Regions from separate parts of the Homo sapiens genome. Here region 1 is linked to region 2. Evidence: chromatin loops called from intact Hi-C (ENCODE). Cell type or tissue: K562. All regions are shown on one strand. Each heading gives the region's core, and the rest is flanking DNA. Links, peaks and the distances in the headings are about the cores only. Region 1 holds the start of SPAG5 (sperm associated antigen 5). Region 2 holds the start of LOC101927018 (a long non-coding RNA gene).

Region 1 (2,906 bases), core at 113-2,612, 330 kb after region 2:
AGGTGTGTGCCCCCAACCCTGCCACCCCTGGCTTAACTTTTTTTTTTTTTTGAGACGGAGTCTAGCTCTGTCACCCAGGCTGGAGTGTAGTGGTGCCATCTCAGCTCACTGCAACCTCCGCCTCCCAGGTTCAAGAGATTCTTCCTGCCTCAGCCTCCCAAGTAGCTGGGATTACAGGCGTGTGCCACCACACCTGGCTAATTTTTGTATTTTTAGTAGAAACGGGGTTTCGCCGTGTTGGGCAGGCTGGTCTCGAACTCCTGACCTCAGGTGATCCGCCTGCCTCGGCCTCCCGAAGTGCGGGATTATAGGCGTGAGCCACCGTGCCCGGCCCAAATTTTTTTTTTGTAGACATAGGTCTCACTATATTGCCGAGGCAGGTCTCGAACTCCTGGGCTTAAAGGATCCTCCTGCCTCTGTCTCCTCCGTGCTGGGATTACAGGCATGAGCCACCGCACCTGGCGATATTTTGCATTCTTTTTTTCATACGACGTGTTTGAAATCCAGTTTGTACAGTGTTTTACATTTATAGCACATTCCCACTGGGACTAGTCACATCTGAAGTGCTCAAAAGCCACTATGGCTAGGGCTAACGTACTGGACAACACAATGCTAGAGGAGCCCGTCCCTGAGGACGCTGCAGTTTATAACATCATAGTTCCTCCTCTTTGGACTGCTGCTTTCCCCCTATGTATTAAGACTTGCAGAGTGTAAACAGGGCGCCGTGAGTGTGCAAAGCACACACACCTTCGCAAACGGCTCACTCTGAATACTGACCTTTCGGCTGTCCTACCTTCAACAGGTTTCCCGTGCATAGGAGATCCAAGACAGCAGAAGGCAGGAGCTGGCGGGACAGGGAGGAAGAGCGGCTCTGCCGTTTACTATCTGTGTGACGCTGAGCAAATTACACACGGTCTCTCTGACTCAGCTCCTTCCTGTCACAAATGGGGATATTTATAGTATTTCTCACTACGTAGGTCCTTATGCGCATTAAATGAGCTACTACACGGCATTCGGCATAGCGCCAGGCACACACTCAATGTTCAATACATGTAGGCGGTTAGCCCAGTAAACTGGTAGCCGGCCTGAGTAAGTCCCAGGAAAAGCCCAGAAACTCTGGAGACATTACAGCCCAGGTCGAGAACCACGGCCCGGGCCGTCCCGGACGCGGGCCCACCAAGCCTAGGGAAGCCGCTCGGCACCGCTTCGGCTTCTAGACTCCCTGGCCGGCTCTTTCCCGTCAAGGCTGCGGCTGGAGAGGACTGAGGGAGACCTAGGGAGAGGATTCCTCTTCTCCATCCACGGAGACAACTTGGATATGAACACCATGGATGTGAGGAGGTCCGCTGGAAGCAGGAGGGATGGACTCCTGGACTCTCCAGCTACCTGCGTGGTCCTCCCCGGTGTGAGGACAGAAGACCGGTCCTGGGCCGGGCCCGCATCCAGCCCTACCGCCGGTGTCTGAGGTGAGGGCTCCGTCAGCGGAAAACGCTCGACAACGGAGGGGCAGGCAGGGCCGGGGGCGTGGTCAACGCGGGCCCCGCCCCCCGGGCTCTACCCCCGAGCGTACGCGCGCGCCTGAAGCAGCCAACCAGGAAGCGCAGAGCAGGTTCAAACACAGACGGCGGGTGAACATGGCGTCCTCGACTTGGTCTGAGACGTGATAGGCCTGCCTTCTGGTTGAAGATGTGGCGAGTGAAAAAACTGAGCCTCAGCCTGTCGCCTTCGCCCCAGACGGTAAGCGGGAGATCTCTGGCGGAGAGAACTGGGCCGGGCTGCTGTCGCGGGGGCACCGGCCGTGTCTACTGTCCTGGAAAGTTGGGTCGAGCCCGGGGTTGGGGGCTTGTGGAGTCTTTGTTCGCCTTGCTGCTCCTGCGCGACTAGGGTGCGAGCGTACTCTTCTAATCGCATTTTGGGCTTCTTAGGGAGGGAGGAGGGGCGGGCTGGCAGAACCCAGGCTTCCTCACACTCGCCCTCTTTCTTGGTTTCTTTCTCAGGGAAAACCATCTATGAGAACTCCTCTCCGTGAACTTACCCTGCAGCCCGGTGCCCTCACCAACTCTGGAAAAAGATCCCCCGCTTGCTCCTCGCTGACCCCATCACTGTGCAAGCTGGGGCTGCAGGTGAGATTCGCCTGGACAGCTTCTCGACTGGGCTGTTTGCCCAGGGTGAGAGCTCAGGGGAACAGAGGGCCAGGGCTACAATAATTAATAACGATAATGAAGTCTTCTACGTCGGTGACATCCATTTACAGCTATTCAGGCCAACAGAGAGGTGCCCTAGGGTGGTTAAAGGAAATCCAGTGAGAACTTGAATCTCTGTTTAGCTGTTAGTTTTTATTACCTCCTCCTCCTCCCTTCGACCTTTATCAAACTATTGAGAAATCCTACCACCCTGATTAGTGCTCTTCCTCCAACATGGGGTCACTTACGGAAAGGTCAGTCACCTGCAAGATTGAGGCAATATCCATTTACTCTAGGAGGTAGTTAGAACTCTCCTGGGATCAAGTTACACCACTGGAAGGTAGGGTACTTGAATCACCTTAGTTTAAACTAGCTCCTTGCAGAATTGCCCTCACTGATTTGTACTTTTGTTAAACGTTTTGAGAGACGTAGCCATGTAGAAACTGCATTTCAGTTGCTGTCAAAACTTGTCAAGGAAGCAGCTTGACTCCTGTATAAGATTCCTCCAAGAAAGGCTTTAGGACTAACTGCCTGGAAAAATTGTCTTCCTGAAGAAATTGCTATCCTTTTCTTTCTGATAATGAGAACTATGTAGTTTACCATATTTTCCCTCTTGCTCTGCCTTCTAGAAAGCTCAAGGCCAAACTGGATCATCACATACAGCTACTGTTATAGCTGTATAGGAAGTTTTGCTTCCTCTTTTTTGACCATGACTTTGTTATT
Region 2 (2,906 bases), core at 161-2,660:
CACCACGCCCAGCCCAAAACTGTTGATTGGAATACCTTGTCTCCTCCATGTCCTCTCTCATAGCATGACAGCAGGGCTCTGAGATGGAACTTTCCAAGCATATTTCTTAAAAAATAGAATCTGCAGATCTCTTAAGGCCAAGCTTTGGAAGTTGCAACATTGTCACCTCTGCTGCATTCTGTGGTCAAAGCAAGTCATAAGACAAGCACAATTCAAGAGGAGGGAAAGGGACTACCTGTGGATGGGAGGCAGAGCAGATAATTTGCAGCTGTCTTTAATCCATCACAGCTGATTGAGGCAGGTATGAAAGGATGAATAGAGTTTTGACAGGCATAGCTTTCTAAAGGAAGAGTATTCTAGAGGAAGAAATAGGAAGTCTTCCATTTGAATAGTGGGAAGAGCACCTGAAGGGGTCTGGGAAGATGGAACGGTGGGACCATGTGACAGGGCTTTGAACAGCAGTTAGAAAAGCTTGGCTCTACACTAACAGGCTTTAAGAAAACAGTGTGGAGGACCTCTCAGTTATTTTATTATACCTTTCCCTACAAACCCAGTGTTAATAGCTCTGGATTTGGCTTCTCTCTCTAAGGTGTGGGAAGGGATGGTCACTCCTTAGGTTATTATGAGTGATGCTGACTTAGGCATTTTGGAGGAGACAACCCTAGCAGTCCTGCAGGACTGGCCACAATAGGAGTTTAGGAACATGCAAACCTAGCTAGGCTTTTCCTACTGCCTCAAAGGGCTAGTTATTTAGTCTTGCCCTTGTCTGTTCCCCACAGTAACCCTCCACTGAGTGAAGAAATGTTGCCTCCTGGAGAGTGGATGTGTCACCGGTGCACTGTTCGCCGAAAGGTAATAATGCTGCTTTCTGAAGACTGTCCAGAAAGCCTGATCCAGAGCACTGATATGCTAGAGCTAAGACGGCCTAGCCCTGAAGGCATTCTTGTCCCTTCTTCTTGTCTCTTCCAGCCCTGGAATCACCCCACTCTTCCCATGGTGACTGTTTGGAATCCAGTAGGGCCTAAAAATCCAAACATGGGCTGCTGAAATGGGCAGAAGAGGTGTGTTAACTTACTGAGCCATGTTTAGTCACTAGTGACAGGAGTAGTCTTACCTTCTTGTTGTCCTCCTAATAAGTGGCCTTATCCATGGCTGAAAAACAAAGGCTGCTTCTCCAGCTTGATGGAAAATGGAGTTTTCTCTCACCCCAGGGCAAATAAGTCACTGGTATCCAGAGACTTGGCATACTGACGGAGAGGATTTTGAACGCATTTGTACCCCAAGTTGCCTAATCTTTCTTTAGCTTCCCTTCCTTCAGCTTTGATAATTCAGTACTGGCTTCAAGAACATGGTTTATTATTTTCTACTTTGAGAACTCTTGTGGGTAACAAGAGCTAAATTCTCCCTTATTAAAAAAGGAAGTAGGTGTGCTTGCACCCAAATTATGATTGACCCAACCCTCAAATTACAGGCTATGGATTAGAATTTGTCTGTGCATTGTAATCCACCCCCCTGTGCTCCCCACACTAATTATACACCAAGCAACTTTCCTATGTTGTGACCTCACCTCTATTTGCCTGGTCCCCGAACATGATGTCACAATGAATGATGACTTCCTTGGTTGCAGAAACAGGATGAGATGATTAAGATTGTGGTTTATGTGTGTAACAGTTTCAGCCTTTAAGAAAGAAAGTAAACAAGCAGACATTATTTTTCAAATACGTGCATAAGGGTTCATATTTAAAAGCAAGCCAAAGCCAGGTCAACCACCTAACCACAGCTGTAGTTAAATTTCTCCATAAACCAGGCTGTCTTCCAGCCTCTCCACCTTCCAAGATCCTTTCCTGTGCATCCCTAATTAGGTTAGAGCAGGGCCTGTTAGAGGCACCTGCCAGCCAGGAGCCCTCTCAAACTTGCCACTCAAAAAAGCTGGACCTGAAAAGGTTTAGGGGAGCTGAAGGAAAAGGGGTAAAGACGGTGGAGAAAAGGAAATATTATGTTAGTGCCCATCGTGTGCCAGGTGTTTTAATTACGTTATCCCATTATCTATCCATCCAGCCATAGATGGATACCGAATGCTGGCCGTAGGTTTCCATTTTAGAAAGGAAGAAACGGAGGCTCAAAAATGTAGATTAACTTTCCCAAGGACTCAAAGGTATTGACAGAACCAATGTTTGAACCAAATTCTCTCATTCCAAACCTCTGTTACCTCTTCATCAGTTTTCTAGAAGGAGAGCTACTTGTTGGGGATTACAGTATGCCCTTTTCTAACATGGCACTTCTCCTGAGATGCCTCTCTTACCTTTCACATGGACCTCTGCCTACCAGTGCCAAGTCTGCCTTTTCCACCATCACCAGCACTACTCCCCTTTGGCCTCTTGTATTTACACTGAAGTGGATTGAAATAATACATCCTCTGGCCTTCATCAGCTCCTGACATTCAGGCCCTATCATGATTCGTAGTGGAAGACTAGGTCCTACTCCAACTCCAAATTATCCCTTTCGTATATATGACCCTTTTTATCTCCCTCCACCATATCCCTGAGAGGAGGAGGAGAAAGATTTTTCTGTCTCATTTTACAGATGAAGAAATTCCTGCCCACCAGCCTGAGTCACCACAAGGTCAGAGGGGATCCGTGGCAGAAATAGGACAAGATCACAGGTCTCCTACCTGGAGATCAGTGTTAAACCTTCATTTGACCACTCTATTTGGAGTCCTGGAGGAAAATGTACTATCAGATATCCAGTCCTACTGAGTACACTTAATCTTTTTCCATTTCCCCACTTTCTAAGAAGTGTCACTTATTTTGAGCAAAGTTTTTATTTTTAAAACCATTCAGGAGGTCAGAAGGCTCTATAGTGATCTCACTGATTTTTTTTTTTTTTTTTTTTGAGATGGAATCTTG

What was found. Hi-C counts contacts between places; a loop is a spot of excess contacts. Peaks named below come from ENCODE experiments on the same cell type or tissue, not always from the same donor. Only the 100,000 strongest peaks of a DNase experiment are listed, where the experiment ranks them.
Region 1: a loop joins it to region 2, with 5 times the contacts of the local background. A loop is called at or near these places in 1 of 110 quality-filtered maps.

The regions. Positions count from the first base shown.
Region 1 is chr17:28,597,727-28,600,632 of GRCh38, reverse strand. It overlaps SPAG5 (sperm associated antigen 5), which reads left to right and starts at 1,608. Exons shown (of 24, transcript NM_006461.4): 1 at 1,608-1,737; 2 at 1,998-2,123. The coding sequence starts at 1,687. SPAG5-AS1 (SPAG5 antisense RNA 1) reads right to left here and starts at 1,500. Exons shown (of 3, transcript NR_040012.1): 1 at 1,387-1,500; 2 at 778-935. RefSeq lists enhancers at 1,098-1,177, 1,402-1,946 and a silencer at 1,388-1,697. In K562, for the core only: no CTCF peak of the experiment used is centred there; DNase peaks (open chromatin) are centred at 602, 922 and 1,552; H3K4me3 peaks cover 2,443 bases.
Region 2 is chr17:28,924,937-28,927,842 of GRCh38, reverse strand. PHF12 (PHD finger protein 12) reads left to right here. Exons shown (of 15, transcript NM_001033561.2): 3 at 780-852. It overlaps LOC101927018 (a long non-coding RNA gene), which reads right to left and starts at 1,568. Exons shown (of 2, transcript NR_110803.1): 1 at 1,115-1,568. RefSeq lists enhancers at 1,567-1,746, 1,767-1,816. In K562, for the core only: no CTCF peak of the experiment used is centred there; DNase peaks (open chromatin) are centred at 1,572 and 2,584.